Regions from separate parts of the Homo sapiens genome. Here region 1 is linked to region 2. Evidence: chromatin loops called from intact Hi-C (ENCODE). Cell type or tissue: HepG2. All regions are shown on one strand. Links, peaks and the distances in the headings refer to the core of each region. The heading gives the core; the rest is flanking DNA. Region 1 overlaps POLH (DNA polymerase eta). Region 2 holds the start of SCIRT (stem cell inhibitory RNA transcript).

Region 1 (16,533 bases), core at 8,974-11,473, 470 kb after region 2:
CCCCCCAATTTATAAATAAAATAAAAAGTAGAAGTTGGGGCTGGCCTGGTGGCTCAGGCCTGTAATCCCAGCACTTTGGGAGGCCAGGGCGGGTGGATCACTTGAGATCAAGAGTTCAAGACCAGCCTGGCCAACGTGGCGAAACCCCATCTCTACTAAAAATACAAAAATTAGCCAGGCGTGATGGTGCATGCCTATAATCCCAGCTACTCAGGAGGCTGATGCAGGAGAATCGCTTGAACCCGGGAGGCGGAGGTTGCAGTGAGCCGAGATCGTGCCATTGCATTCCAGCCGGGGCGATGAGAGAAACTCCGTCACATAAAAAAATAGAAGTTTGGGTATATGTATGGGAGGGATGTGTACACCATTCTCTGGGCCCACTTCACCCAGCGCCACCTACTTCAGTTCATTTTCTTCAGTTGGGTTCCCTGTGTAATTCAAGTTTCCCCATAACAGAAAAGCCAAAAGAGCTGACTTTTCACACACAAGAGTGGAGAATAAGAATACAGTACTATAGGCTGGGCGTGGTGGCTCATGCCTATAATCCCAGCACTTTGGGAGGCCGAGGCGGATGGATCACGAGGTCTAGATAGAGACCAGCCTGGCCAACATGGTGAAAACCTGTCTCTACTAAAAATACAAAAATTAGCTGGGCATGGTGGTGCACGCTTGTAGTCTCAGCTATTCGGGAAGCTGAGGCAGGAGAATTGCTTGAACCCGAGAGACGGAGGTTGCAGTGAGCCAAGATTGCACCACTGCACTCCAGCCTGGCTACACAGCGAGACTCCATCTCAAAAAAAAATAATAATAATACAGTAGTATAAACATGGACAAGTGCAAAAAGCTACATAACAAATTTTAAACCCTAAGCTAAATATTTACACTCAGTGGGAAAGATGAACAAGCCAGTAACCCTAATGGCTGAAGCACTTACCTCTTAAATTTGTACTTAAGGGCTTAAGAAAATGTCCTCTACACACCTGGTCATTAGTATCTTTTAGATCAGCATTTCTCAAACTTTAAGATACACATTGGGAATTTTTTTTTTTTTGAGACAGTCTTGCTGTGTCGCCAGGGTGCAGTGCAGTGGCACGATCTGGGCTCACTGCAAGCTCCGCCTCCCAGGTCAAGCAATTCTTCTGCCTCAGCCTCCCAAGTAGCTGGGACTACAGGCGTGCACCACCACGCCCAGTTGTATTTTCAGTAGAGACGGGGTTTCACCATGTTGGCCAGGATGGCCTTGATCTCTTGACCTCGTGATACACCCACCTCAGCCTCCCAAAGTGCTGGGATTACAGGCATGAGCCACTGCACCCGGCCCACATTGGGAATTTTTTTTTTTTTAAACAGTGTCACTCTGTTGCCCAGACTGGAGTGCAGTGGCACAATCTCAGCTCACTACAACCTCTGCCTCCCAGATTCAAGTGATTCTCCTGCCTCAGCCTCCTAAGTAGCTGGGATTACACGCATGCGTCACCACACACACCTAATTTTTGTTATTTTTTGTAGAGATGGGTTTTCCCCATGTTGGCCAGCCTGGTCTCAAACTCCCAGCCTCAAGTGATCCGCCCACCTTGGCCTCCCAAAGTGTGGGATTACAGGCATGAGCCACCACACCTGACCCACATTGGGAAATCTTGTTAATATCAGATTACAATTAAGTGGGAATAGTGGTGAGGCTGAGACTATTTCTAATAAGTTCCCTGGTGATACTGAGGCTGCTGTTCCTCAAATCATACTTGGGAGTAGCAATGTTCTAGAGATGATCTAGTGGGTTTTTTTGAGACAGAGTTACTCTATCGCCCAGGCTGGAATGCAGTGGAAATCTCGGCTCACTGCAACCTCTGCCTCCCAGGTTCAAGTGATTCTCCTGCCTCAGCCTCCCAACTAGCTGGGATTACACGCACCCACCACCATGCCCGGCTAATTTTTGTATTTTTAGTAGATACAGGGTTTCGCCATGTTGGCCATGCTTGTCTTGAACTCCTGACTTCACGTGGTCCACCTGCCTTGGCCTCCCAAAGTGCTGGGATAACAGGCATAAACCACCACGCCTGGCAAGATTTGATTATGACTTATCAGATCTAAACAGAGTTCCTGAACTAGTCAAGTAGCAATCTAATTCTACATTAGAACAAAACGCAAGAGATAGGCCAATGGTTAGAACTGAGGGTATAATAGGGTTTACCTGTATGAAATTCACTGTTTATTAAGTCACTTTTATGTACAGAAAGACCTGCCCTAGTTACCATATCACTTTTAGGGTTTCAAGGCTTCATCTCACATTCTTCAGCTGAAAACAGGTAAATCTGGTGAAGGTATTATCTGAACTGCCCGTCACAGAGCTAGAGAGAAGTTTTTCTTTTGTTTTTTTTTTTTTTGAGACAGTCTCTCACTCTCACCCTGGCTGGAGTGCATTGGTGTGATCTCAACTCACTGCAACCTCCACCTTCCAGGTTCAAGCAATTCTCCTGCCTCAGTCTCCCGAGTACCTGGGATTACAGGCGCCTGCCACCAAGCCCAGCTAATTTTTTTTAGTAGAGACGGGGTTTTGCCACCTTGCCCAGGCTGGTCTCGAACTCCTGAGCTCCTGCAATCCACTCACCTCAGCCTCCCTAAATGCTGGGATTATAGGCATGAGGAACCGCACCCAGCCTAAAGAGAAGTTTTTCTTTTTTTTTTTTTTTTGAGACGGAGTCTCGCTCTGTCACCCAGGCTGGAGTGCAGTGGCGCGCTCTCGGCTCACTGCAAGCTCCGCCTCCCGGGTTCACACCATTCTCCTGCCTCAGCCTCCCGAGTAGCTGGGACTACAGGCGCCTGCCACCGCACCCGGCTAATTTTTTTTTGTATTTTTTAGTAGAGACGGGGTTTCACCGTGGTCTCGATCTCCTGACCTTGTGATCCGCCCGCCTCGGCCTCCCAAAGTGCTGGGATTGCAGGCGTGAGCCACTGCGCCCGGCCAAGAGAAGTTTTTCTTAAAATCCTTTTTTTGGGGGGGCCAGGATCGGTGGCTAACATCTGTAATCCCAGCAACTTTGGGAGGTCGAGGCAGGCGGATCATGAGGTCAAGCAATCGAGACCATCCTGGCCAACATGGTGAAACCTCATCTCTATTAAAAATACAAAAATTAGCTGAGTGTGGTAGCACGTGCCTGTAGTCCCAGCTACTTGGGAGGCTGAGGCAGGAGAATTGCTTGAACCCAGGAGACGGAGGTTGCGGTGAGCTGAGAACGCACCACTGCATTCTAGCCTGACGACAGAGGGAGACTCCGTCTCAAAAATAAAAAATAAAAATAAAAATAATCCCTTTTTTTTTTTTAACTATGCAAGTCTCATTACATTTAAAACCCTTTTTTAAACTTGGTCCCTTTTCTGTGCCAACTTTATGTTTGTTTTTGTTCTTGTTTTTGTTTGAGATGGAGTCTCGCTCTGTTGCCCAGGCTGGAGTGCGGTGGCGCGATCTCAGCTCACTCCAACCTCTGCCTCCTGGGTTCAAGTGATTCTCCTGCCTTAGCCTCCTGAGTAGCTGGGATTACAGGCGTGCACCACCACGCCTGGATAATTTTTTTTGTAATTTTAGTAGAGATGGGGTTTCACCATATTGGTCTGAAACTCCTGACCTCGTGATCTGCCCGCCTTGGCCTCCCAAAGTGCTGGCATTACAGGTATGAGCCACTGTGCCTGGCCCCTATTTTTTATTTTCTGAGATGAAGTCTCGCTCTGTTGCCCAGGCTGGAGCGCACTAGCATGATCTCAGCTCAATGCAACCTCCGCCTCCAAGGTTAAAGCAATTCTTCTGCCTCAGCCTCTAAGTAGCTGGGATCACAGGTGCCTGGAACGTGCCTGGCTAATTTTTCTATTTTTAGTAGAGATGGTTTTGCCATGTTGGCCAGGCTGGTCTCAAACTCCTGACCTCAGGTGATCTGTCTGCCTCGGCCTCCCAAAGTGTTAGGATTACAGGCGTGAGCCATTGTACCCGGCCGAGTTACATAATTTGAATACATTGTTATTAATCTGCAATAATCTGTAAGGTATTATCTCCATTTTACAGATGAGAATGTGAAGAAAATGACTTGTTCAAGGCCCTCATTGCAATAACCAGAGCTAAGTTTGCAACCACGTCTCTTAGACTCCAAGGCCCACACACTTTTTACTTTATGACACTGCCTCCCTAAATGCTAAAGATTAAAAACTCTGGTAGGATGAATTTTTACATCTCTGTCAGCAGTGGGATTAGAATCCATGCCTGTGAAGAGATGGGACCGTAACTCAGCACCTAAATGGATTATTTTTTGTATTAAAAATTTCATAATTCCCTTTCTCAGGGAAATCTGTAAAGATAAAATATTAAAGATAAAGATCTGTAAAGATAAAAAATATTAAATCCTACAGGCAAGCCTGAGGGCAGCACTAATGTGTTAATGGCTTAAAAAATGATTCCAATGTTTGCATGCCCTCAGGCCTGGGGCGTTTATTAGTGCAGGCCAAAGGGCTCTTGGGATTTCTTTTGCCTTGATGAGATACGGCAGAAACAACCTGGGGGTTTGAAGAGTGGGGCTGCAAAAAGGATTTCTGCAACTCCAATGCAAAATGATAGTCCATGTGTTCTGGCATATCCCATACCGGTACCAGGGAGCCACACTTCTCACAGGGCACTTGGTCCTCAGCAGCTAGAAGACTTGGATTTGGGGTTGCTTTCTGAGTCACCTCCAGCACAGATTTGGAAGCTGAAGAGGCGTGCATGCTTTGGCTGTTGTGGGCCAAATCCATCTCTGCAGGAGTTGCTTTAGAGGATTCTTCTAGCTTCGACACCCCTTCACAAACAGGGACACACCCTGGATACTCTGTTGGTAAAGAGTTTGGTAATGCTTTACAGTTGGACCATGGGTTTTGTTGGGGGGAAGAAACTGAAGAATTATTAAGCTGTTTCTGCTTTAGAAGCAGACTTTTCTGCTTAAAGAAGGGCTCAGTTCCTGTACTTTGACTGGTTTGAAAAGGTAATGAGGGCTTGGATGGTGAATTGCTCATGGGAGCCTGAGTGGGAGCAGTAAGAGATGAAAGCGAAGCTTCTTTAACTTTCTGCCTTTCTGCAGCTTTTTGGAAGAATGATTCCAGAGACGTGGTTGCTTTCTTAGTGGCTGTCACCGCTGGGCCACTTCCCTGGGTCTTAGCTTCTGAGCTGGTAACTGGCACCTTTGGCAGAGAACTTGGGTCACTGCTCAAGAAGCTGGTGATGTCTGTAGAAGATGAAGGGGCAGAGGCAGAAAATTTTGTAGCACAGAGGAAAAGCATTGTGAGAGGAGGAGACCTATACAGAAAGTAAAGAAATAAGATGATTAGCAATTTAGAAGATTAAAATAGTGACCTATTGCTAATTCCATGAATTGTATCTGTTTTATTTCACCATAGGACAGATTTAATCCATAGATGACTAGCATTCTGGTTCTGCCACAGAAATTATTCTTTACTGCAGTGGTTCTCAAACGTTAATGTGTATCAGAGATTAACAGACCTGGGATGACAGAGAATTTAATTTCCTAGGTGATGCTGATGTTATGTCTTGAGAACCACTAATTTAGCAACCACTCACCTCCCGACAGCTAGAGATTATTGTTTTTTATAAGGTACCACTGGAAAGCTGCTGTAATTCAGGGTTGGGGCAAGAAATTTTATTCAGGACAACAAAAAGCTTTAGAATATTTAGACTAGAAAGACTTGAAAAAATCCTCTTAGCCATTATCCTGTTTTTAAACAGGGCACTACCTAACCCTGACTGACTTACCACTCTGGAATTTCTAGAGAATGAAATTCCACAACTGCTTTTCGTTACTAGTCCCAATTTCAGAAACATTTTAAGAAATTCTTGTGATAGCCGGGAGCGGTGGCTCACACCTGTAATCCCAGCACTTTGGGAGGCTAAGGCGGGTGGGTCATGAGGTCAGGAGTATGAGACCAGCCTGACCAACATGGTGAAACCCCATCTCTACTAAAATACAAAAATTAGCTGGGTGTGGTGACACACGCCTGTAACCCAGCTACTTGGGAGGCTGAGGCAGAAGAATTGCTTGAACCCGGGAGGCAGAGGTTGCAGTGAGCGGAGATTGCGCCACTGCACTCCAGCCTGGGTGACAGAGCCAGACTCCCTCTCAAAAAAAAAAAAAAAAAAATCAGAAATTTTTGTCATAAAGTTCCTCATTGTGTCTAATCACTCAAATTTTCACATAAGCTGAATTTCAGAAGATGAAATATGCTTTTATGTACAGATTAGTCCTTCAATGAGGTAAAGGGTAAATGTCATTTTAAAGTTATTATTACACTATTGGCCGGGTGCAGTGGCTCACGCCTGTAATCCCAGCACTTTGGGAGGCCGAGGTGGGTGAAACACCTGAGGTCAGGAATTTGAGACCAGCCTGGCCAACATGGAGAAACCCTGTCTCTACTAAAAGTACAAAATTTAGCCGGGCGTGGTGGCGGGCACCTGTAATCCCAGCTACTCAGGAGGCTGAGGCAGGAGAATCGCTTGAACCCGGGAGGCAGAGGTTGCAGTGAGCCGAGATTGCGTCACTGCACTCCAGCCTAGACAACAAGAGCGAGATTCCGTCTCAAAAAAAAAAAAAAAAAGTATCCCAATATCCTCAGGTTTCATGCTTTGGGACAGTCTTATAATCAGATAATTTTGATGCTTCCCTGTGCATCACGGAGTTTCACACCGTTGGTGAGTAGTATTTGTTATAGTTTGTCAATTTATAACTTTTCAAATAAGGTTTCATGTGTACATTAGTACCACGGTTGTTATTTGGTTTTGTAAAACTTCAATATTTGAAAATAAATATATCAGGAAGTATTAAGTAAATTATTCTCAGAACAAAGACTTTATTTATTTATTTATTTATTTGTTGTTGTTGTTGTTGGAGACGGAATTTCGCTCTTGTTGCCCAGGCTGGAGTGCAATGGCGCAATCTCGGCTCACCGCAACCTCCACCTCCCAGGTTCAAGCAATTCTCCTGCCTCAGCCTCCCAAGTAGCTGGGATTATAGGCATCCACCACCATGCCTGGCTAATTTTTGTATTTTTAGTAGAGACAGGGTTTCACCATGTTGGCTGGGGTGCTCTTGAACTCCTGACCTCAGGTGATCTGCCTGCCTCGGCCTCCGAAAGTGCTGGGATTACAGCCGTGAGCCACCGCGCCCGGCCCTATGAACAAAGACTAGGAGACTCCACCATATTATAGGTCTGTACACATAATTATACTGCCAATATATTTAGATAAGTAATAAGCGATTAACTAAACTTTGATTTTATTTTGTATAATATTCAATATACATCTGTAAGTGAGCAACTGACTTACCTCTCTCTCATAATTATATTTCTATTGTGAATTTGGAATACTTTAAAAAAAGTAAGGGCTTTATTAAATATGCAATTAAAGGATTCCAATCCTGAAAATCATTAATATCTGGACAGAAAATGAAGATGCTCCAAAAAGAGGCTTATATTTCATGACCAACAGAAGTGAAGTTTACTAATGAATATGACATTTGGTATAATACCAGTGGAGCTTGTAACTGAGTTGGGATGTCAGATAGAGAATATCAGTGAACACAGGTCACCTTTATAATCAAGAAATATGCTTTTAAGATAGAACAATCAAGTAGTTTGAAGTTCCCAAATGTATCCTTGAAATTTGAGCTCTGTTCTCCAAGTGCAACTGGTCATTTCCCTGACCAAGCCAATACAGAGTAAGGGTCTAACCTCCTGGGAACTGGAATGTATCAGCTGTCGGCAAAGGATCTGTGCTGAGCTGTCTTGTTTCTGAGGTTGGTACTGTATTTTCTCCCAGAGTAACAGGTACTGGTAGTCTGAGTCAGAGTCTATCCCAGATGGAAGAGCTCAGATTCCTACTACTTGTAGAGCTAAGACAGAGATTCCTACTACTTGTAGAACTGAGACAGACCTCAGGTGATTCACCCACCTTGGCCTCCCAAAGTGCTGGGATTACAGGCGTGAGCCACTGCGCCCGGCCGATACTTTAATAATAACTTTAAAATGACATTTACCCTTTACCTCATTGAAGGACTAATCTGTACATAAAAGCATATTTCATCTTCTGAAATTCAGCTCATGTGAAAATTTGAGTGATTAGACACAATGAGGAACTTTATGATAAAAATTATGTCTTGTAGAGCTAAGACAGAGCTAAGAATCATCATCTATTCTGAGAAGATGAGCTAGAAAAGAACTCACCATTCTGTCTGGATTCCAGAAGTATTACAGTTCTTGATGACAGTAAATGCATCATGGCTCATCTTGTGAGCATCATAGCGGGTAAGGGCACAGCAGCGGCGCAGGCTGCTGAGGCGTTTGTCTCCTTGTACACGAATGCTCACAACCAGCTGGGTGGCTACCCTGTCATTCTGTGGGTGGAAAGGATGGAGACCAGAAATAAAGTTATGAGGAGCATCTGAATTCTAGGTACTGAACTGCAGGAGAGGAAATTAAAAGAACCAGGGTGACAATGGTTTGGAAACAGTAGTTTAAAAGTCAAGAATAAAGGTAAACTGAGTTCTGCAAAGAGTAAAGATAAAATATAAAAAAGAGAAAGAGGCCAGGCATGGTGGCTCACGCCTGTAATCCCAGCACCTTGGGAGGCTGAGACAGGTGGATCACCTGAAGTCAGGAGTTCGAGACTAGCCTGGCAAACATGGCGAAATCCCATCTCTACTGAAAAATACAAAAAAACTAGCCAGTCGTGGTGGCAGGCACCTGTAATCCCAGCTACTCGGGAGGCTGAGACAGGAGAATTGCTTGAACCTGGGAGGCAGAGGTTGCAGTGAGCCAAGATGGTGCCACTGCACTCCAGCCTGGATGACAGAGCAAGACTCTGTCTCAAAAAAAAAAAAAAAAAAAAAAAGAATCTATATATATGCAACAGAATGCATTTTCTGAATAGAAATCTGATTACATGGTTCCACAAAAAAGTGTTAATGCTATTTCTGGGTGTAAAAAGTAACTGAAGAAGACATAATTTGGATTATGGAACATCGGAGTATCCTAGGATGTTTTGACAGATGATGGGAACAGGACAGCACAAATGAAAATGGGACTCCCCTAAATGTTTTTCATGGTGTCTAAGCAGGACAATTATAACAAATATCTACAATACTAGATACTATTTTGTGACTGAAGGAAGGTTTCAGGTAAGTAATTGTCTGAAAGCAAAGTGGAACTAGGCTTCAAGTCATATCTTTTTTTCTGCCCTGGGGCTCTTATGGTAAACAAACATTCGCCACCAATTCCAGAAGTTTCTACCAACACCTTTTTACAGCTTATCTAGAGAAGATACCATATAGTGAGCCTGCCTTGAGAGAGCAAGATCATGACTCACTTTTCAGTGAAGTCTGAAGCATCTGAATGCTGTAATCTCAGCAAACTGAGACATAATGGTCAAGAGGCAGAAATATAAGAAGGTGAAAATTCTACATAAGGGACCCCTATCAAAAGATGCTAGTGAGAAGAAGTATCCCTAAGGCAAACAAGCTAAGAGCAGGAACTACTTTTTGGATAAAAAATACATTTGTATGGATTTATATATCTTGAGGGAATACAAATTAGCAATTATAAAGGAGTCCTTGTTGACCAAAATTATTCAACTATAACTGCATGCCTAGACAGTGCCTAGAGATGCAGGAGAGAACAAAATAAAGTCCAGGTCCTCATGGATCCTATGTTGTAGTAGGAACTATAGATAATAAAAAATAGACATGTAACAGAAATGACCACAGAGATGAGTGCTATGAAGAAAAGCAGAATAAGGCAGAGAGTGATGGAGGCTGCTGCTGTGATAGGGTAACTAGGGAGGACCTCCTGGAGAATGTAATACATGCACAGAGATTTGAATAAATCAAGGAAGCAAATATTAAGAATATATGAACAAAGAGTCTCCAGGGCAAAGAAACGGGAAGTGCTAAAGTAAGAGCTTACTTAGTGTGTTAGATAAAGGGAAGGAGGCCAGTGAAGTGGAGACTAGAATAAGTGAGGGGAAGATAAGAGATGGGGTCAGAGAAGTAGCAAGAAATTAGATTATATTTGGCTTTATAGAATTACTTTTAAAAAATTCCTTAATATGCCTTAAGTGTGAAGGGAAACCACTGGAATGTTTTAAACAGTGAAGTGATAGGATCTGCTATGTCCTGAATTATTTTTGGCATAAAGTCCTTTGAAGCTTAAAAGATAGATTTTCAGGGATCCCCACTGGATACAAAGAGGGAAGAAAAGGCTAGGCACAGTGGCTCATGCCTGTACTCCCAGCACTGTGGGAGGCTAAGGCAGGAGGATTACTTGAGCCCAGGAGGTTGAGGCTACAAGGCTGCAGTGAGCTAAGGTTGTATTACTGTGCTCCAGCACGGATGACAGCCAAGACCCTGTCTCTTAGGAAAAAAAAGTGGAAAGAAAGGCCCCAGGGACTTAGAGAGAGATGAGAAACAAGTGCCACCTAGTGGGCAAAAGCGGAAAAGGGCGATAACGCAACTGGATCAAATCCCTCTTTATGATGCCTACCAAAGGAACAAACATTTACCACCCATTCCAGCTAAAAAGGAGCAACGAGCAGTTTTGGACTATTCTTGACATGTACAGTTGACTTGTAGAACTCCAAGACATTTCAAAAGAAGAGGATGCATCAAACAATACCATTAGGAAAGTGAGAAGAAAACCCACAGAATGGGAGAAAATATTTGCAAATCACGTATCTGACAAGGGACATGTTAAAACTCAATAATAAAGAGACAACCCAATTTAAAAAAGGGGAGAGGATTTTTGTTTTTTCTTTTTTATTTTTGAGGTGGAGCTTTGCTCTTGTTGCTCATGCTGGAGTGCAATGGCGCAATCTCGGCTCACTGCAACCTCCACCTCCAGGTTCAAGCGATTCTCTTGCCTCAGCCTCCTGCGTAGCTGGGATTACAGGTGCCCGCCACCACGCCCAGCTAATTTTTGTATTTTTAGTAGAGACAGGGTTTCGCCATGTTGGCCAGGCTACCCTCGAACTCCTGACCTCAGGTGATCTGCCCACCTCGGCCTCCAAAAATTTGAGCCACCACGCCCGGCCCAGGAACAGGATTTCAACAAACATTTCCCCAAAGATATACAAATGTCCAACAAGCACATGAAAAGATTATCAGAGAATGTAAGCCAAACCATAATGAGATACCATTTCACACCCACTAGAATGGCTAAAATTTAAAAAGTCAGTAACAAGGATGTGGAAAAATTGGAACCCTCTTACATTGATGGTAAGGATGTGAAATGGTGTAGCCACTGTGGAAAACAGTCTGGCGATTCCTCAAAATGCTAAACATAGAGTTAACATATGACCCAGAAATTATACTCCAAGGTATATGCTGGAAAGAAAACAGGTGTCTACACAAAAACTTGTAGATGAATGTTCATATCAACATTATTCATAATAGCCAAAAGTGGAAATATACTCAAATGTCCATTCACTAATAAGTAGATAAGCAAAATATGGTATATATTAATACAATAGAATATTATTCAGCCATAAAAAGGTGTCAGTCCTGGCCGGGCGCAGTGGCTCACGCCTGTAATCCCAGCACTTTTGGATGCTGAGGCAGGAAGATCACAAGGTCATGAGATTGAGACCACCCTGGCCAACATGGTGAAACCCTATCTCTACTAAAAATACAAAAATTAGCTGGGCGTGGTGGCGCGTGCCTATAATCCCAGCTACTCGGGAGGCTAAGGCAGCAGAATCACTTGAACTGGAGAGGCGGATGTTGCAGTGAGCCGAGACTGCACTACTGCACTCTGGCCTGGTGACAGAGCGAGACTCCGTCTCAAAAAACAAAAACAAAACAAACAAAAAATGACTAAGTACTAATACATGCTACAATACGGCTGAACCTGAAAACATATTAAGTGAAAGACTTCAAGCCAGTCACAAAAGACCACATATTTTCACAAAAGACCACATTTATATGAAATGTCCAGAACAGTTAAGCAGTGTAGTGGTTGCCTAGGGCTGGGGAGTAGCTGGGAGAGAAATGGGGAGTGACTGGTAATGGGCACAGGATTTCTTTTGGGGGGTGATAAAAATGCTCTAAAATTGTAGAATAGTTGTAGAACTCTGCAATATACTAAAACCACTGAATTATTTTAAATGGGTGAATTTTGTGGTATGTAAAGTATATGTCAATAAAGCTATTTAAAAAGGAGAGAGAAACTGCCGGGTGCGGTGGCTCATGCCTGTAATCCCAGCACTTTGGGAGGCCAAGATGGGCAGATCGCCTGAGGTCAGGAGTTCGAGATCAGCCCAGCCAACAAGGTAAAACCCCGTCTCTACTAAAAATAAAAAAATTAGCTGGGTATGGTGGCAGGTACCTGTAATCCCGGTTACTCGGGAGGCTGAGACAGGAGAATCGCTTGAATTTGGGAGGTGGAGGTTGCAGTGAGCCAAGATTGCTCCACTGCACTCCAGCCTGGGCGATAGAGCGAAACTCAGTCTCAAAAAAAAAAAGGAGAGAAACTAATCATCAGATGTCTTTAACATTAGAAAGAAAAATGTACAATGCTCAGAATTTTTTTTTTAAGTCAAATATACAGAGATAGAGAATAAAACAGTGGTTACCTGGGATGGGGGAGGGGAGGAGGAAATGGGGAGATGTAAGTAAAAGGATATAAAGTAGCAGACACGTAGGGTGAACAAGTCTATTGAGCTAATGTACAAGTGAGGACTATAGTTAATAAAATTCTATTAGAGATTTTAAGTAGATTTTAACTACTTTTTTTTTTTTTTACAAAAAAGTATGTGAAATGATAGATACGTTAATTTGCTACACTATAGTAACCATTTTACTATATGTATCCCATAGCATCATGTTGTAAACATCAAATATACACAATAAAATGTGCTTAAAACTGCCACTACTGGCTGGGCGTGGTGGCTTATGTCTGTAATCCCAACACTTTGGGAGGCTGAGGTGGGCGGATCACCTGAGGTGAGGCATTCAAGACCAGCCTGGCCAATATGGTAGAACCCCGTCTCTACTGAAAATACAAAACAAAAAATTAGCCGGGTGTGGTGGTATGTGCCTGTAATCCTAGCTACTTGGGAAGGTGAGGCAGGAGAATCACTTGAACCCAGAGGCGGAGGTTGCAGTGAGCCAAGATCATGCCACTGCACTCCAGCCTGGGCAGCAAGAGGGAAAACTCTATGTCTCAAAAAAAAATTAAAAAATTAAAAAATTTAAAAAGATTTCTTAAAATTTCCTTGGCTGGAGTTCAAGACCAGCCTGAGCAACCTAGCAAGACCCTGTCTCTACAAAAAATAAAAAAATTTAGCCAGTTGTAGTGGCATGCACCTGTAGTCCCAGCTACTCAGGAGGCTGAGTTGGGAGGAGAGCTTGAGCCTAAGAGGTAGAGGTTGCAGTGAGCCATGATTGTGCCAGTGTACTCAGCCTGGGAGACAGAGTGAGACCATGTCTCAAAAAAAAAAAAAAAAAAAAAAAAGAAAGAAAACGGATATTTCCTATGCTAATACTTTTTTCTGTCTTTGTTCCTGCTCCATAAGGTAAAGAGCAGCTGATATGTAAATTGCAAAGCCCACCCCAGGAATAAAGAAAGAAAATCTTACATCATTTCGGTCTTTAGTCAGTCTCTCCTCTAGTTCCTGGGCTAATTGCAACAGCCACCATTGTACCTAAAAAAGTATTGAGACTTTAATCTTTCATTTAAACACTCGAAGTCTATTAAGAACTAGATGGTGTTATTTGTTCTTTTTTTTCTCCCAAACAGAATTGTGCACCAAAGACTCCCCATAATCAAAGGATCACCAGATCATAGAAATGTTCCCAGTCCTTCTGTCCTGCCCTAGCTCAAGCCTTTCATTTTCTTTTCCTGCTTGTTTGCCATCAGGTGACTTTCAAGCATGTTCCAGCTCTGAGAAAAAGACAAGACCCAAACTTGAAGCATAATATCCTAGGCTTTCCAAGTCTCCATCTACTAAACAAATGAGAAATTCCATTTTATTTCGATAGACGAAAGAGAAAAAAGTAATAATCATAAACTAGTCAATTTTCAACCCAAGGACAGAACATCTGTTTTCTTCATACTTTATAAAGGTCTCCTCTAACCTATTAAACCTTCCACAGCTACCAAAACCTACCCACTGACCCCTTTAAAAGAGGTAGTGTTCTGTCAAGAATGCCAGCTTACCTGTTCCCGAGTAGCAAGAGCTGTTTTTCCTGGGAAGTTCTTACTACAGCCAATGGTTTTGGGTAGTTGCCTGGGTTTAACTGGATCATGTTCAATCCCTCGGCACATGGCATATAGCCAAGACCTAATAAGACCAGCAAAAAACGTTAAGGTGAAATTAAATGATTATTCTTGTTAAAACAAAACCAAATAACTATATTATATTGCCCTTTTATCTTTTTCATGAAAAAGGAAAACCTTGTCCAAAATTTAGTGTACCGGACCTCTGACGAAACCCCTGCCCTTCTCAGTGAATTCCAGTGCAATATATGGACAATGAGAACACTGGTTTTGTCTTCTAAAGCCAAGTCATCATTTGTATTTTTGGAAAAATGCCAAGCAAGCCACTGATTCATATCCCAAAATGTGTGTGTGCTTGCTAGGGCATTAAACACAAGGATTTTAAGAGAATATAGCATCTCAGCATGCATGAATGATGTAATTAGTATATACTCAGGCATCAAAGTAACAAATCTTATCTATCAACCACCTAGGTACATGGAAAAAACTACTCTAGACTGATGGGCCATAGTGACCCAAGATATTGAAGCAAGAAGAACCAGTGAAATAATCTCAAGAAACAAATGTTAACCTAAAGATAGGTCTGGATTTTACTAGATGGTTTTGTCTATATTTGAATATAGCATCTCCATAAAGGTTATGATTTTAAAAAAAATGAATCACTTACCCATTCTTCTCCCCAAAATGACTCTGGAGCTGGGATTCAGTGAACTGGGTCAGTTCACCCATGTATTCTATCCCTAGGATCTCAATGACAGAGGCCCCTAGCTTTCCTCCAAGACTACGGCTGATAACAAAGGAGACAAAGAATTGATAGGTCACATCATAACTATCTAATTAGCAGCAAACGTAAGACATTCTACTTTGTAAACAGCTCTCCAAAAGGTTCAGGACAAATGAGAGCATATATTCTGGGAATTCAGTTACTCTGGGAGTTAGAATTTGAGAAGAAGATTAAAAATAACATAACCAAAAGGTTAAAGTCCTTGATTAACTATCAAGTAAACTGTATATAAAACGTTCAATTGTACAACGCCTGCTGTCCTGTTTGGGGATTAAAATCCCAAACACAAAATAAATCCCTTCCATGGCTAAAACTTTACTTAAGAATATATAATCTGGCCAGGCACAATGGCTCACACCTATGATCCCACTTTGGGAGGCCAAGGCGGGAAGATTGCTTGAGTCCAGGAGTTTGAGACCAGCCTGGACAACAAAGTAAGACCCTAACTCTACAAAAAAAAATTAAGGCCAGGTGCAGTGGCTCACTCCTGTAGTCCTAGCACTTGGGAGGCAGAAGCGAGTGGATCACCTGAGCCCAGGAGTTTGAGAACAGTCTGAACAACATGGCGAAACCCTGTCTCAACAAAAAAAATACAAAAAAATTAGTCAGGTGTGGTAGTATGTAGCTGTAGTCCCAGCTACTTGGGAGGCTGAGGTGGGAGGATCACTTGAGCCCAGGAGGCAGAGGTTACAGTGAGCCGAGATTGTGCCACTGTACTCCAGCAAATTAACTGGGCATGGTGGCATGTGCCTGTGCTCCCAGCTACTTGGGAGGCTGAGGCAGGAGGATTGCTGGAGCCCAGGAGGTTAAGGCTGCAGTGAGCTCTTAATTGTGCCACTGCACTCCAGCCTGGGAGACAGAGCAAGACTCTGTTTCAAAAAAAAAAAAAAAAAAAAAAAGGAATACATAACCTAAATATAAACAGTCAGCTGGGCACAGTGGTTCATGCCTGTAATCCCAGCACTTTGGGAGGCCAAGGCAGGCAGATCATTGGAGGCCAGGAGTTTGAGACCAGCCTGGCCAAAATAGTAAAACCTCATCTCTCCTAAAAATACAAAAATTAGTCGGGCGTAGTGGCATGCAGCTGTGGTCCCAGCTACTGGGCAGGCTGAGGCAGGAGAATCGCTTGAACCCAGGAGGTGGAGGCTACAGTGAGCCAATATCGCGCCACTGCACTCCAGCCTGGGCAACAGAGCAAGACTTGTCTCAAAAAAAAAAAAGTCAAAATTCTTTAGCCCAGCCTTTGAGGCTCCCTGTAATCTGTCTTTAAACCATCTTTTCAGTCTATTTCCATTATCCTCCTCAATATGGTGCAGCTAAACTACTTTAGGTCCCAGTTCACTGAAAATATCTCATACTTTCCCTTCTTTGTGCTAAAAAGTTCTCCAAATCAGTACTGCTTTGCTGTTTTTGTCTGACTCTCCAAATTTTGCCAAATCTCAAAACAAAATCCCATGCCT
Region 2 (16,533 bases), core at 8,832-11,331:
GCATTGCCAAGGGGCTCAGGCTGTGCCGGCCAAAGGCCAAGGCCAAGGACCAAACCAAGGCCCAGGCTGCAGCTCCAGCTTCAGTTCTAGCTCAGGCTCCCAAAGCTGTCCAGGCCCCTACAAAGGTTTCAGAGTAGAGATCTCTGTCCGCCAACATAAGGACAGAAGGACTAGTATGACCCCCCTGGGCTGCCATCTGCATGGGGCTGGTGTCCTCCTCTGCCATTTGTACAAATAAACCTGAGGCAGGAAAACAAAAAAAAAAGCAAAACAAAAAACAAAAAACAAACTTCTAACAACTTTGCAAGGAGATGCTATTATCACCCCACTTTACGGATGGGAAAACTGAGGCCCAGAGAGGTGAACTAATCTGTGGTCCAGGGTTTTACAGCTTGGAAGTGGCAGCACCCACCCTGAGACCTGTGCTCTTATCCACTCCTCTTTCAGCATGTTTCAGCTGGGAGCGGATGCCCCAGCTGCTTGCATTCAGTAGACCAAAGAGATTCTCCAGGGCCTTGCTGTGACTGGTTGTAAGGGTGTTTCATGACTACTTTGTTGCCGATCTTGGATAACTTTCTTTTGTTTTTTTGAGACAGGGTCTCACTCTGTTGCCTAGGCTGGAGTGGCTGGAGTACAGTGGCACAATCTCGGCTCACTGCAACCTCTGCCTCCCTGGCTCAAGCAATCCTCCCACCTCAGCCTCCTGAGTAGCTGGGACCACAAGTGTGCCACGATGCCCTGCTAATTTTTTTTGTATATATATTTTTGAGCCACTGCACTTGGCCCAGATCTTGGTTAACTTTTTATGAGTGATTTAAATGAAGAAGGAGGCTGGGCACGGTGGCTCATGCCTGTAATCCCAGCACTTTGGGAGGCAGAGGCAGGCGGATTGCTTGAGGCCAGGAGTTTGAGACCAGCCTGAGCAACATGGAGAAACCCCATCTCTACAAAAAATACAAAAATTAGCCAGGTGCAGTGGCATGCACCTGTAGTCCCAGCTACTCAGAAGGCTGAGGCAGGAGAACCACTTGATCCCAGGAGTCGGAGGTTGCAGTAAGCCAAGATTGTGGCATTGCACTCCAGCCTGGGTGATGGGAGTGACACCCTATCTCAACAACAACAACAAAAAAGAAGAAGAGAAAATAATGAGTTAAAAACCCATCCCTCTGATAGCGTTATTCCCGCTTACCTTCTGCTCTGCTTTCCCGAGTAAGAGACAAGGTGGGAGTGCTGCCCGGGTACTAGCACTGCCACCCCTGGGTGAAGCTCCCATCCCAGGTGTTGTGGTATAAACAGGGTATCAGCTGTTATACCCCAGGGGGAATCAGAAGCGCTGGCTCAGGAAAAGCCAGGCCATGCTGTCTGAGAGTGCGCTGGGGTGGGTAAGAGCACAAACTCAAGGCAGGCTGGCTGGGGCCAAATCCTAGCTCTGCTGTGTGCAAGCTGAGTGACTTTGGGAAAGTTACTTACCCTCTCTTTGCCTAGGTTTCCCCATCTGTAAAATGAAGACAATAATAGCATTGGCCTCTTAGGGTTGTTGTGAGAATTAAATGAGATAATACACCTAAAGCAGAACACTGCCTTGTACACAGTAGGAGGTATACAAATGTTGACTATTATTATTGTTAATTAAAGGAAAGGCCAGGCAAGGCTAAGACTCCTGACTTAGGAGTCACCCAGCAGTCTCCTGGTAGAGTCCCTGAGTCTGGGTGCACCCTCCCAGACTGATGTACCTGGATACCTCTGTGTTCCGGGAGGGCAGGATAGAGGCTTCTGCCTCCTTCTTCCCCAGCCCTGTCCTTCCTGGCTTGCATCTGGCCCACGCAGGCTTCCTGGTGCTCTCCTGAGTCAGAGGCTCCTGGAATGGGAGTTGGGGCTGGAGGGCAGGGTCTCAGGGACACGGCCTCAGACTCTGAAAGAAGACATGCTGTCCACTGGCCTGAAGGCCTCATGGTGGGGGATGGGAGTGGCAGCTGGCACGGTGCCCTGCTCCCGTGAAGAACCCAGTTTTGCCACTAGCTGGCTGTATGACCCTGGCCAGCTCCCTCCCCTGGTCCTGGCAGCTCTGTCTGAGTGCACACTGAGCATTGCCTCATTTAATTTGCAAACTTGCCTGGTGATTCCAGTCCTCATCATACAGACGTGGAGGCAGAGGCAGTGAGAGGAGCAGCCACAGTAAGAGCAGGAGGACTTTCTCACTGATAATGACCCAGGACTTGGATCCAGGCAGGTGTGGTTCAGGTGAGGTGCCTCAGGCTACGTGCAAGGTGGAGCTGGAACCAGAACCAGGTCTGCTCAGATGTGGCTCCAGTGCCTGACCCTTGGCTTCAGTGATAAGGCCAGGTCCGAGGCTGAGCATTTGTCAGGACCCCCATGGCTGTGTCCTACAATGCGGCCCCTGGCCAGCCGAGGCAGGCTAAGAAGATGCAGGGCAGGGGTTGTGTGTCCCCTGGCAGACTGGGTGGGGTTCCCTGAGGTCAGGGGCTAGTCCCCTCACATGGGAGAGTTTCTTACTGGGAAGTTTTTCTTTTTGAAGTTTTTATTATGGAAACTCTGAAACACGTGCACAAATAGAGAATAAGGTATAATGAACCCCACGCACTCATTCCCAGACTCAGCAGCTATCAATTTATCACCAAGCTGGTTTCATCCACCTACTTGCCCCCTCTCCCCTGCCACCACACCTAGATTTTGAAGCACATTTATAACATTATATCATTTCACAGATTTTTCTAAATGTGTGTCTAAAGATAAAGACTCTCCTTAAAGAAAAAAAAAATTACCTGAATTCCAGGAATTTTTTTTTAAAAAGTTGAGACAGGGTCTTACTCTGTCACACAGGCTGGAGTGCAGTGGTGTGATCATAGCTCACTGCAGCCTGGACCTCCTGGGCTCAAATCAACCTCCTGCCTCAGCCTCCTGAGTAACTGAGACTACAGACGCAAGCCACCATATCCAGCTAATTAAAAAAAAAATGTTTTTAGAGATGGGGGTCTCAATATGCTGGCCAGGCTGGTCTTGAGCTCCTGGCCTCAAGCAATCCTCTTGCCTTTGCCCCCAAAAGTGCTGGGATTACAGGCATGAGCCACTGCGCCTGACCTCCCAGGAACTTTTGTAAGAGTGAGGACTTGCTTCCCATTTTCTCCTGGCACCCAGCTCAGGGCAGAATCACTGCTCTAGTTTGAGGTCTGTCCTCTTCCACTTCCAGGGCATAAAAGGGGCCCAAGGTGGGTGCGACCCTGCGTGTACAGCAGCTTGACTTTGGCCAAGAGCCTCCTCTGCTGTGGAGGGTGCGGGGAGGGGCAAGCTCTGAGGTTAGGCCCAGATCTGACCCTCATGGAAGCGGCTCCTGGCTCCACCTGAGCCTGCGCTGAGGACCTTGGGGACTGTTCCTCCCTGTGGACCTCAGATGTGGTCCTCATTGTGGACCGGGGGTGTGGCTAGTGTTACTCAGGCCATGGCAGGCTCACTGGCATCACTGACCTTTCTCGTTTGGTGTTTATTCCTTTCCTCCCTTCCTCACACCCTTCTTTTGTTTCCCCATTTTACTGTCTTTGATGCCTTTGTTTGTATGGTTCCTGCAGGTGGGCATTACTCTTTTGTAAGCACGTATTTTTCTTTTTACTTTGATAAATGTCATTGTGTTATAGATCTCATTGAGTCAACACTGTATAAAATCTAGCCTTGAGCTGGGCATGGTGATGTACAACTGTAGTCCCAGCTACTTGAGAGGCTGAGGCGGGAGGATCACTTAAGCCCAGGAGTTGGAGGCTGCAGTGAGCTATGATTATGCTACTGCACTCCAGCCTGGGTGACGGAGTGCAGTCAATCAATCAATCAAAATAAAATCTAGCCTTGTTGCTTCCAACTGCTACATGGAACCCTATGATGTGCAGCCACACATTTTCCTGTCCACCCACTCTATGAATGAGCTGCCAAATTCCCCTAGTACATGCCCTGTGGGGATGGGGCTGTCACTCACATCCCCACCAATGCTGGGCTTTATCCAGCTTTCGAATTTTTCCCATCTACTAGAGGTAGAGTGATGTATAATGATTTTCAGCATCTTTTCTTTTCTTTTTTTTTTTTTTTTTTTTGAGACAGGATCTCACTCTGTCACCCAGGCTGGAGTGCTATGGTGTGATCATAGCTCACTGTAGCCTTCAACTTCTGCTCAAGTGATCCTCCCACCTCAGTCTCCTCAGTAGTTAGGACTATAGGCACACACTACCCTACCTTGCCCAGCTAATTTTAACATTTTTTTAAAGAGGCAGATTCTCACTATGTTGCCCAGTCTGGTCTCGAACTCCTGGCCTCAATTGTTTAATTGTCTGTTTATCTCTCATGTCCATTTCTGGGGTAGGGTTGCTGTCCTCTGGCTGCTCTGCAGCTGTTTCTTATATTGTCTAGTCTGGATATGGCTCCTTGGGCGGTTTGAGGTGGTGAGCATTGCCGTCATTGTGACATCTTCAGAGCCCTTTGAAATATGACTCCTCTCCTTCTTGCTGGCCTTTCCAGCCCCTTTGTGAGTGGATGGCACAGGGGAGGCCCTTCTCACTGTCTCTGCCCTTTTGGTAAATGCCACGTGTCTGGGACAGGGTACAGCTTGCAACAGGAACTTGCTCTTAGCATAGGGCTCAGGCATGGGGCAGGGATAGGCCAGGGCAGGATGGCTATGCCCCAGGGCCCTGTGCCTACTCCTGGGGCCCTTGCCCTGGCAGGTCTCAGCCCAGCATGGTCAGGATTCCTTCATTCCACGCACAAAAGCACTGGGCTGGGTCATGGTGTTGGATCTGAGGCCTCAAACTTGACTAGGACCCTGTCTCTGGCCTCAGAACCTTGAAGCTCAGCATGGGGAAATAACAGGTCCACGAACCAGGGTGGGGGCCAAGTCAAAGCCTCAAAAGAGGCCCCAGGCCCTGGCAGCTGGTCTGGCACGTCCCGACATGGCCAGCCCGAAGGGTATGAGCCTGTCCTGGCAGAATGCAGCTTGGCCATCTGGCAGGACAGCCATCACCGGTCAGCGTAGGCTTTCCAGAGGAGGTGTCTTCGGTCTGGGCTTTAGAGGAAGCACGCGAGTTCTCCAGGCCTCAGCAAGGTCTTAGTCAAAGCCTTGGATGGGAACAGGAGCAGAGTCTTGCATCTCTATTCCCAGGGAATGTGGTTTCTAGGTCTTTGGCCCCTGGCTTCTCTTTCTGAGCAGGGGCAGGGAAAAGGAAGTTGACTAGGGCTTAGCAGGCCTACCTCTATCCTCACTCTCTGAGTTACCGTGGGCAAGTCTCTTCTCTGTGGCCCTTGGCCCCCTCATCTGAATGATGCAGGCATGGGGTGGAGAAAAGCTCCCCAGGACCCTCACAATTTCCCTGGAAAGACCCCAGCAGGGCAGCAGTGGCTGTCTTTACCTCTTCACCCTGTCATACCCTTCAAAGACAAGAGTGACAAGGACAGAGGCTGCCCTGGTCCCTGGCCCCAGCCCCTCTGCTGCCTCTCACCCATGTGGACCCCCTTTCTAACAGCCCACAGGGTAGGCTGTGGCTCACTTCTCAGGGTTTTCTCTCAGAGCCTCTGTACTTTCCAAAGAACAGCTACCGTGAATTGAGCAGGCTCTGTGTGCCGGACACAACGCTTAGCATTTTACACCGAGGACCTCGTTTTCTTCTCACAATCTGTGAGCTGGGTGCTATTAGTATGCCCATTTTGCAGATGACATGGAGGGGCTCAGAGAGGGTAAGCCACCTGCCCAACGTCACCCGGCTTATAAGTGGCAGGGCCAGGATCCAAACCCAGTGCTGCCTGCTCTAGAGCCCATTTCCTAATCTCTTCCCAGGTCACACGGGTCTTCTCTTTCTTAAATTCCAACTACCCAGTTAGCACTCCTCGGCCAAGCCCTCTCCATGCATCTCTATTACCTCTACCCTTCCCAGATTCACCCCCTTTCCTGCTGGAGCCCTGCTGGCCCCACCTCAGCCTCTGCTTGTTTCTCTGCATCTCCTCAGAGTATGCCCACTCTCCCCAGGACTCCAGCAGGGGCTGGGTGCCCACAGGAAGCTGGGGGGCTCCCTGAGGCTTCTCATTAAACCCTACCTTGCATGGACACTGACTCCGCAGAGGGTTTGGGTGGGGTCTCACATCCCTCACATCCCGGAGAGTTATCATCCTTCCTGAGGTTGAACAGGGTCAGCTATGGAGAAAGTCACCTTCTAGAGCCCAGCAGGCCTGAGGTTCTGGGCCCTGGCAGCTGGTCTGGCACGTGCCTGACATGGCCAGCCTGAAGGGTACGTGTCTGTCCTGCTGGAAGCTGCTGGGTTATCAGAGGGGAATGAAGGGGGTGGGACACATCTCCTGGGACGTGCAGGGACTCATGCATGCATGTGTGTGCGTGCGTGTGTGTCTGCATGTGCAGCTGTGCCAGCCAAGGGCATTGTGAGCCTGGCCCCGAGGAGGGGTGGGGGGTTCTGTGGGCAACACTTGACACCTGTGCATTTAGCAAAATCAGCACAGCACTGAGACCAGCAGGCCTCTGATCCATCTTCACTGTTATTATTTTTATAATTAGGGGCCAAAATCAAATTTTCATTCCCCCGGGGGAAATCCTGTTTCCACATGAAACCCAAGCTGGTGGAGGGCTGGGAGTGGGTGTGTAAAATGAATCTGGGGCTGGGAGCTTAGCTGCCTGGGCCAAGTCCTGGCCCTACCTTTCTTCCAGCTGCAAGACCATTTCACCTGCTCAGCCTCAGCTTCCCATCTGCCAGTGAGGGACAACCTGTCTGGAATGGTGGCTGAGTCTGAAATGAACATCACCTGGTGATGTGCAAGCCAGGTGAGAATGCCACCGTGCAACATAAAAGTGGGTGGCCGTTGCTGATCAGCACCTTTTACTTCCACTTAGCACCATGTTAGGCCCAGGAGAGGAAATGGATGGACCCTTGACTCTATTTGGTAAGGATTTAGTCTGTGCCTTGAGAATGGATTGGGTTGCCTGGGCTGCGGAGATGTAGAAGATAGTTGGGCAAGGTTCATTGGATGGATGACTGAATGACTAAATATATGAAGAGATGCCTGTTTCTGCAGTGTTGAGAAGTTCAGTGCCTCCCAACTGGGAGGCACGAGGGACTGGACCAGATGACCTTAAATTTTTTTTTTTTAATATTAAAAAAATACACAGAGAGACAAGGTTTTGCTATGTTGCCCAGGCTGGTCTTCGACTCCTGGCCTTGAGCAATCCTCCAGCCTCAGTTTCACCAAAGTGTTGAGACGACAGGTGTGAGCCACCATGCTCATCCCAGATGACATTTGAAGCGGCTTTCCACTGAAGGTCCTTCCCAGGTTCTGTGACTTGAGCTGAGTTCTGCCCCCTTTCCAAGAGCCCCTGCTTATCCCCAGGCCTCCCTGTGATTGGTGCTGGGTTGGGCACAGGACCTTTTTGTCCCACATGGTCCTGCCCACAACGGTTCCCAGGTTAAGGTATGGGGAGAGCCCATGGCCAGGAGAACTGAGGCCCATGCGGGACCTACATGATGAGTCAGAGTGAGGCTGGGGGAGAGGACAGCCTTCGAGAGCCAAGGCTGTGTTGTGGGAGGGAAGTATTGCCAGCTTTTTGGGGGTTAGCCGGGAAGGCTTCCTGGAATTGGCGTTGATTCTCAACGTGGGAGCCACTAGGTTGGCCCCTAGTCCCAGCCGTCACAAGCTTGTGTGGACTAGTATGCATCTGCCTTCTGCTTACCTTGCCATGTCTAGCCCATGACCCTGGAGGGCAAGAGGGAGGGGTGTCCTGCTGCGGGGCAGAGGGATTCTGGCCTAGGTGTGTGTGGGAACTCCTGAGGCTGCAGGCTTCAGTTTTTGCCGGCTCACTGAAGCAGTCTCTGGGGAAGCCGGGGCTTCTGGGAGTGGTTCTGGTGCTGCGTGGTCTTGGCTAGTTTTCATCTCTTGGAATATTTCCTCCCCTGCAAAATGAGTGGCTGGCAAAGGTGATCATCCAAATCCCCCTGCACTGGGATTCATGGCAGGAGTCTGCGGGGGGACACCTGGACAACCCAGGATGAGACCCTGTGCCCTGGGGTGAGCTGGATGACAGGCTCAGGGAGTCATGGGGGCAGGGGGGTTCTCTCTGTGCAGCTGCCTCCTGGAGGGCCTTTTGGGGGCTAAAAGTACCACCCTGCAAGCTTCCCTCCCTGGCTTCTGCCCCCCTCCCCTGCCCCATTTTGTCCCCTTTGTTACATTCCACAGTGGAAAGCGATCCCTCTCTCAAGGCCTGAGGATTACAGTCAGGAGAAAAGCCTGGGTCGCCCTGGGAACACTCACGTAGCCTTTTCCCACCGGTGCCCTCCTCCTCCTGACAAAGGCTGGGGTAGGGGGATGATCCTGATGCACCCCAGCCTGAGGGAGCAGTAGGGTCTCTGGGGTTGGGGGGCTGGTCAGCCTTTCCCTCCCTCCCTGGGGTTCAGCAACCCCAGGGAGGGAGTGAACTGTGTTGAGAAGCCCCCAGTGGGCCCTCTCAGGATGCAATTGGGGCCTAGGTCCTGGGTTTCCATGTGCCTGGGCTCCCCCTGCCCCCTCACTTCTGCCCTGAACCCTCCCGCAGGCTGCAGTGCCACTCCCCATCCCTACTAAGCTGGGGATTTCCGCAGGCTGAGCCAACCGCCTGACCCTAATTATGGCGCCTTCATCCTGTTGAGGTTAAGCTCCCTATGACTTTCTCTCCCCCCACCCCAGAGGCCAGGCTGGGGGTCAGAGACTCAAGAGTCTCAAGCCTACTGTGCCCCCTCTGGAAAGGGTTGATGGGCCTGTGTCCCCTTGGGTGGTTGGGAGGCAGCTTCTTGTGGGTCTGGGTAGACAAGCTAAGATAGTTTCTCTGGGCCGGGTGCGGTGGCTCACGCCTGTAATCCCAGCACTTTGGAAGGCTGAGGCAGGCGGATCATGAGGTCAAGAGATTGAGACCATCCTGGCTAACACGGTGAGACCCCGCCTCTACTAAAAAAAAACAAAAAAAATTAGCCACGTGTGGTGGCAGGCACCTGTAGTCTCAGCTACTCAGGAGGCTGAGGGAGGAGAATGGCGTGAACCCGGGAGGCGGAGCTTGCAGTGAGCTGAGATTGCGCTACTGCACTCCAGCCTGGGCAACAGAGCGAGACTCCGTCTCAAAAAAAAAAAAAAGTTTATCTGGAGAGCCCTTAGGACAGAGGGGAGCCCTGGGGAGCTGACCTCTAGAGGGCTGGGAAGTCTGAAGATGGGGAACTCCTAGAGGACCCATTCTCAACCCTGGCTGCCTATAGAATCACCTAGAAATATTTTCTTAAAATTACCTTTGTCTTAGCCAACCCCTACCAATTTTGATTTCCTTAGTCAGGGCTGGGCAAACATGGGTATTTGAAAAATCCTCCCAGTGATTCCCATGTACAGCCAATCTGAGAATCCTGCTCTGTCCTCCGCCCCATGATGCCATCGAGGAGGCTGAGGCTCAGTGAGCAGAGGCCCTTGATGGAGGCCACCCCACTAGTTGGGGCAAGGTCGGGTCAGAATCTGAGGCTTCTAACCCCATGGCAGGCTCCTTCCTATAGGCCTCTTCTGTCCCCCAGGGGCTGGTCTGGTGTCCCACTGAGTGTCACCTGTATTCATTTCACCATTTGGGCACTGAGGAGCTGTGTGACCCTTGGCAAGTTGCTTAACCTTGGTTTCTTCTTTGTGATAATGGGCTCCAGTGATAAGAATTGGACAAAATGATGCCTGCAAAGTGTTCAGTGGCACTTGAGGGAAGAGTAGCCACTGTCCTGCTTTTTGCCTGGGGCAGGCCTGGTGCTGCAGGATCTGGGCAGAGGCCTCCTTGATCGTCCCCACCCATCAGGCAAGTGAAGCCCTTAGAGGTGGAACTTCGGAGGGTGGAGTCCCCGGGGAGTGGCCACCCCTGAGGCTCCCCAGGGCCCTGACAGGGAGTTGGGAGGTGTAGGGAAAGTGTGAAGAATGGCTTCCTTGCACACTCGACTTCATGCACTTCCAGGTGGCGGTGACAATGGTCAGGATTCTGCAGTTATATGAATGGCCACCAGGAGTCACCCTCAGCTCATGCTTGAAGTGAAGGCAGCACAGAAAAAGGGAAAGGAGCTGTAAGGGAGAAAAGGAGGAGGACACCCCACCACAGAGTGGATGAGCCTGGAGGGGACCCAAGGCTGCCAGAGTGGCTGCTTCATTTCTGCAGGAAGGTGCAGGACAGAACTCAGACTGGTGGGCACCGTGCCAGCAGGCAGAGGAGGGAGCAAAGGCTCATTTGTCTGCCTTCGGAATTCTCCTTCCCATGCTGATGTCAAATCACAATTCAACAGATTCTTCATGGGGCACCTGCTGCACACAGAGGGACAGGAATCTTACTGAACACCTAGTATATGCCAGAGCCTACACACACAGTGGGCTACTCAACATTCACAACAACTCTGTACAGTAAGTACAAATATTGGTCCCAAGATACAGATTGGGAAACTGAGGCTTATACCAGTTATGTGTTGTGCCCAAGGTCACCAAGCTGGATGAGGACTGACGCCTGTCTGGAGCCTAAATTCTTTCTCCTACACCAGATTGACTTCCAGAGAGTTCTAGGATACAAAGCTGGCAACAGACTTTCTGCCACGTAGAGGGATATGGCAGGTGACAACCCTGTCTGGCTCTGCTAATCAGGATCCAGTAAGAAGCTCAAGACAGGTGGCCACTCTGCTGGTAGGCAGAGGAGGGAGCTGTGCTCCCTGGGGTGGGTAGAAGTAAGGTTTGTGTGGGTGCTGGGTGTTGGACACGGGCAGGCTGCAGACATAGCAGCAATGAGGGGAGACTCTCTCAACCTGCCCATGTCCTCCTCTGAGCAATCTCCCCGCCCCAGAATTATTTCAGTTTCCTCATCTGTCAGTTCTAGGGGTGGACTTCATTCATTCAATACTGTGTCCCTGACCTCTGCTCCCTGCCAGGCTCTGAACTAGTCATGTGTCAGGCTGGATACTTAGATGGACAAGACAAGCCATCCCCTGCCCACAGCTGCCCCACCTGAAGTCTAGGCCAGTGACCTCCGAAGTTTTTTTGATCATGTGCCCTTAGCAATAAAAAAGATTGTTGAGTACGCACCCGTCAGATGAGTATGTTTTTATATAGTTTACCTTGTAAAACACACTCACACTAAATGAAAAAAGGATTCGATGAAAAATAAATAGGCATTCTAAAACTTTCTTCCAGTACCCCTGAACCACGCACACATATGGCACTTGGAACCCAACTGCTCCAGGAGCTGGGAGGGTAGGGTCAGTCCAGCCATACTCAGGACGGATGTGTGGTCAGTGTTCCAGAACATCCTTGCCCACCCCTTTATGCCCTAGCAAAGGAAGGGAGAAACTTCAGATACAGCAGGTGGGAGTGTGGGCAGATGGGAAGCGTAAGCAGGTTTATGTCTGAGGAGGCAGACAAGAGGCAGGTTTTTATTTTAGACTGTGATGTTGAAAATTTTGTGATCACTTTTTACACTGTCCCAGGACATACAGAACCAAGACATAGTGTCCCAAGTAGTATCTAATTTCATATACTTTAGGTAGTTCTATTCCATTTCCAAAGGTTTAGAATACCGCCCCACCTCAACCCCCAGGAAACTGGGGAGCACTCCCTCCACTACACACACTTGGGACACGAAGGACAGACCCTGGTTGGGGAGGCACTTAGGTGTCCCTTCCTTAGGGGCTTTATCTCTCACTTCCCCTCCTGGGTTGGAGGCTCCTGTGACCCCCTCGCCTGGGCAGGTCCCCATGCAGGGTAGAGCACTTGGAGGCCTCTGTAAACATGGGTTACAGGAGAGAGGGGGCAAGAGGCCACAGCTGGGGTACATAAGGAAACCCCTCTGTGGGCCCCCTTACTCAGAGAAGTCTCAGGAGAAACCCTTTCCCCCACCCCCAGTCCTGGCACCAAGCTGGAGAAAGACAAAATGGCTTGTGAAGGCATCTGTCTGCCCTCCAGGGTGGCTGCCAGGGGGGCAGCCATGATGGCTGGCCTGGTGTGGGTGCCTTTGTGTGCCATGACTGGGTGTCTGTTTCTGCAGTCACTAGGCGCTTGTTCTGTGGGGTGAGGGGTGTGGGGGTGGGGGCACGGCCTATGGCAGGGCACGTACGTGAGGCTGGGCACGAAAAGCCTCACCCACCTCCTGCCAGGTACAACCAGCTGCTGGGGCCAACTGCCGACCGCCTCCTCCCTTCCCTGGGCACGGCCAGGCCGGGGGGCAAATGACTTGGCAGGCACCTCCCCTCAGTTGGACCCACTAGGGCAGGGCCGGCTCACCTGGGGCACAGGCAGGGCTCCTGGCTGGGTGGGTGTTCTGCCAATCCCTTCCCCAACTCCTAAAGTGGGAGGGTGGTGGTGAGGCCAGGGAAGGGGCGCAGGTCAGAGATATGCCCCCTCTCCTCTCCCAGACTGTGCATGGGTAAAGCAGGGCAGAGAGGGGCTGGTGGAGGGGCGGGAAGTTTCTCTGTTTAGGGCCAGGAAATGATTTCCATGCAAATGAGATGCAAACTCCTTAATGAGTTTGCAATTAGGAGACCAAGGCTGCCAGGCCGGGCAGCGCCTGCAGGTTTTATGAATGGGCCAGCGTAGGCGGGGGGGAGGGGGCGCGCCGGCCCGCCCCCACATTTCCCTGCCGCGGCGCCCGCGACATGCCGCGCCGCACGTTGCTGCCTCCAGGCCCCGCCGCGACCTGGCCCACCGCCAGCGGGTCAGCTGCTCCGGACGGCGCGGGAGGCTGCCGGCCAGAGTCCCCGCCACGCCGCCGGCCGGCGACGCAAAGGAGCCGACGACACTCCCCCTGGGGCCCGGCAGGGGCTCTGTCCTCGGGCCCCCTTTTTTCCCGGTTATTGGAATGATTTCCCGAAGCAGGAAGGCCAGAAGTTAGCCTTCAGGCCCCGTTGTATTTAAAATGGGCTGCCCTGGGACTTCACTGACCAAAGGAGGGGGCTGGGCCCCTAACTTGGGTGACAGCAATGACCTTGGGAGGGATGGAATTATACGTGACAGGAGAGGGACCAGTTCCCATCCCAGAGCTCCTTGCACCTCTCCAATTCCCTCATGCCAGTCCACACCTCCCTAACCTCAAAAGGCCTGTTCCCACCACCCCAGGGCACCTGCTTTTTCTGCAGAGCCACCCTAGTCCACTTTGGGTCTTGCTCTGACCTGGGGCCCAGGAGAGGGTCTCCTAAGTGGGTGGGTACACACAGGTTTGCTGTGGTCCAGAAGGAGGCTGACCAGAGTTTGAGAGTTTGAGCCCAGTTAGGTCACAGCCCCCTACCTCCTCCCCTCCCCTCTCCTCCCCCTGTCCCCGCCCTGCCCCATTGCTTTCAGAGTAAATTAACTAATTACCTCCAATTAAAGCACCTGGCTCTCTGTATCCTCCTAGGCCTTCAATCACTGCTTCTGGGAGTCCTCTTCATCCAGGCAGGGTCTGGAAGGGGGCCTGACCAGTAAGTTGGAAGTCAGTGAATCAATGAAGTGGGGCGGGGAAGACAGGATGGAGGAAGCCCACAGTGCCATTTACTGCTTGGGAGTGGTCCAGGCAGCCAGGACCTCTGACTTGGCCAGCTTGCAGACTGAGGTTGGGTCTGGGGACTTGGGCCCTAGGGGGGCCTGTGAAGGCTGGGAGCAGGAGCTGCCTTTGGAGGTTAAGTCCCTGGTGAAGGGCCTGTGCAGATGTGTGCAGATGTCAAGGCCCTGAGGGTGACCCTAGAAGCCCCTCAGCAGGAGAAGCAACTTGAGGGTCAGGTCCTAGAAGCTAGCAGTTCTTGGCACCTGCTGCCTCCCTCACCCAGCAGGCAGGGAGAGACTCCAAATGCCTGTAGGCCCAACCAGTCCCTCCTGTCTTTAACCCCAGCTGGCTCCTCCTGCTGCTCAGGAAGTGAAAACCCCTCCATTCTTTTCTCCGGGCCCCCTTGGTGGCCCCCAGGCACAGGCCCAACACTAGCTCTGCCCAGCACTGTCCTGGCCCACCCCACGTGTAGGACGTGATGGGGAGGATACCTGGTGGCAGGAGGCAGACTGATGGATTGTTGACCTGGGTCTCACCTCTGGACGAGCTGGCCATTCCTGGGGACTGGGCAGGGTCACGCCAGGCTGTGACTCAGGCCCCTGCCCCACCATGCCAGGGACCTGGGCTTGGGCCATCCTCTGTGTATGTGGGGTGGGGTGGAGCAGAGGTTTGTCAATTGGAGGCTTCTCTTTGGGGACACCTCTCACAGCCCCAGGGAGCCAGACTATGACTAGAAGGATCAGGGTTTCCATGGCTGCTCCTCCCCACCCACCACCCCAATAGAGGCTGACAGGAAGGACTCCCAAGCAGGGCACAGCAGCCATATGAGTTAGTGGGTGTATGAGCCATCCAGGACAGGGGTAGGGCTCAGCACACAGGAAGGGCCACTCCTGGGGTGTCCTGAGCCCCTATCTGCCAGCTCGGCTTGTCTCCCTAGGCCCATGGAAAGCTGGCTCAAAACTCCCCACCTCCAGGAAGGCGTCACCATGCCTCGCTTGTTTGTGGCCAGCCCAGCGCTGCTCTCAGCTCCCACTTTTCACTTGTTTCTCTGCCTCTTGTCCCCTTTCCCAGATCCACCAAGCGTCTATGGGCAGACTGTTTTTTCCTGCACTTCCTAGTGGCCAGCAGAGGGCGCCGCCAAAAGACTGAGGCCACCACGGAGGGAACAGGAGAATCGGCTTTTTGGGGTCTAGCCACTGTGCAGAGCCCAGGCGCGTGGGTCGGTGTCGGGTGTGTGTGTACGTCTGTGTGTGTAATGAAACTGGACGCCTTCCTTCCCGGCGATCTTGACTTAACCTGTCAGCAGAGGGCTTGAGGTTAGACCACAGGTTGAACCTAGGTGGCTGCTGGAGAGGTAAGCCCAGGTGGCTCTTGGCAGGAAGAGGAGGATGAGTGAGTTGCTCCCTTCTAGCAACCCAAATGGGAAGGGACAACGGAGGTTGCCAGCTTTCCTCCCTGACCCTGGAAGAAGGGTTGGGAGGGGTTGCACAGAATAGCTGGTGTCCCACCCTGTGGGAGGAACTGCTATGGACATCTGGGCCACATCTGGTTTCCTGGCAAGGCAGGGAGCTGGTCTGTTTGGAATTCTTGGTCCACCGCTTGGTGGTCCCTCACCATTACATTCTAGGAGGACCCTTTACAAACAGGTGTATAGGGCGCAGCCCTGTAATGCGAGTGAGTCCACAGCAACCTAGTCGTGGTCACACTCCTTTGGAAGTGGCCCTAGGGGCCTGGGCAGCAGCCTGCTCCTCTGCGCCACTCGACCTTTCTGTGGCCATGTTGGAGTCTGCATGCTGAGATGCTGCCCTTTCCCCTTGGAAATGCTGGGAAATGTGCTCTGGTGTCCATCCTGGCCATGCCTCTTCCTCCAGGTGGGGTAAGAGATGAAAAGAGGAGTTAGTCTGCAGTACCTCTTAGGGACCCCACCCCATGAAAGGCGGAGTGGGGAAGTGCTTGCTGTTGGGTCACCTCCACGAAAGCTTGGGAATGCGGTTGGGACGGGTAGCGGGAGGAGGGGTCAGCAGGAGTGGTTCTTTCTTGGGTCTGGATTCTGGGTTTTGGGGACGAGACAACACGGAGGAAACCCCTCTTGGTCGGCTTGGTTCCAGGAGGCTCAGGCCGGGAGATGGCCGTAATGGCCTCGCAGAAAGAAGCGGGAGCGGGGGAGGGGGAAGGCTGAGCATCGAGCCCACCCGGACTCTCCCTCTGTCCTCCCCGCTGCGGGGGCCCACCCCTTCGCCCCCACCCCTCTATCTCCAGGGCCGCCGCGGCCCCTCCCCGAGACCTGGGCGCCGCCTCCCCCTCCCCTCCTCCTCCCCCTCCCACCCAGCGCTGCAGCTGCTGCCGACGGACCATTCTGCACGTAGCGAATGGAGGAGACGCACAAGGGAGGCCTCAAGTGCGCGCGCGCGGGAGCCGGAGCGGCGCGGGCGGGGGAGCGGCTGCGGGCGCGCGTGCGCGTGCGGCGCCGGCTTTGATCGCGCGCGCCGAGCTCCGGAGCGCGCTGCTCTTCTGAGCGCCGGGGTTGGGGATGCTGGGCGGTGAGCCTCCGTACCCTCTCCACTCCGCGCACGCTCTGTTACCCCTCCAGCAAACCCCGCCTCCAGCCAGGACCCTTTTCAGTTGCCACCCCAATAGTACTGTCCTCTGCGCGTAGTAGGGTCTTCTGTTACGGTGTGCCGGGTGACGGATTGTACAGTCAGCCAGGTCCTGGGCTAGGGTTTCACAGAGTTCAGAACATGCCCGTGTTCATGACCATATAGTTTCACTTTTGCCCCAGGATCTCTCAGCCTGGAGGCCCTCACCCGCCTGCCTCTGCTGCACCTCAAACCTAGGCAAGCCCCATAAAGCCCCTTATAAGGGCTTGGGAAGAAAAAACAAAGGAGTGCTTTGACTTTTATTTCCTCTGGGATGGGGAACTCCCAAGGGAGTTCATTTCCCTTTCACCCCCTCCTATGTTACCTGCACAGCTCCTACTCCCTGGGGTGTCCAGGACTCTGCTGGGC

What was found. Hi-C counts contacts between places; a loop is a spot of excess contacts. Peaks named below come from ENCODE experiments on the same cell type or tissue, not always from the same donor. Only the 100,000 strongest peaks of a DNase experiment are listed, where the experiment ranks them.
Region 1: it touches region 2 in a loop (22-fold over the local background); 55 of 110 quality-filtered maps call a loop at or near these places.

The regions. Positions count from the first base shown.
Region 1 is chr6:43,602,435-43,618,967 of GRCh38, reverse strand. POLH (DNA polymerase eta) reads right to left here. Exons shown (of 11, transcript NM_006502.3): 7 at 14,957-15,076; 8 at 14,230-14,353; 9 at 13,649-13,714; 10 at 8,245-8,414; 11 at 1-5,308. The coding sequence ends at 4,411. Among named protein-coding and RNA genes, the nearest start is that of GTPBP2, 19 kb to the left of the region's middle. RefSeq lists a silencer at 6,782-7,007. In HepG2, for the core only: a CTCF peak has its summit at 10,494 (motif pointing left); a DNase peak (open chromatin) is centred at 10,467.
Region 2 is chr6:44,072,846-44,089,378 of GRCh38, reverse strand. SCIRT (stem cell inhibitory RNA transcript) reads left to right here and starts at 14,727. Exons shown (of 5, transcript NR_125864.1): 1 at 14,727-14,882. It also overlaps the pseudogene RPL29P16. RefSeq lists enhancers at 13,647-13,716, 14,837-15,096, 16,117-16,216, 16,257-16,316 and silencers at 15,607-15,866, 15,957-16,036. In HepG2, for the core only: a CTCF peak has its summit at 10,045 (motif pointing right); a DNase peak (open chromatin) is centred at 10,058.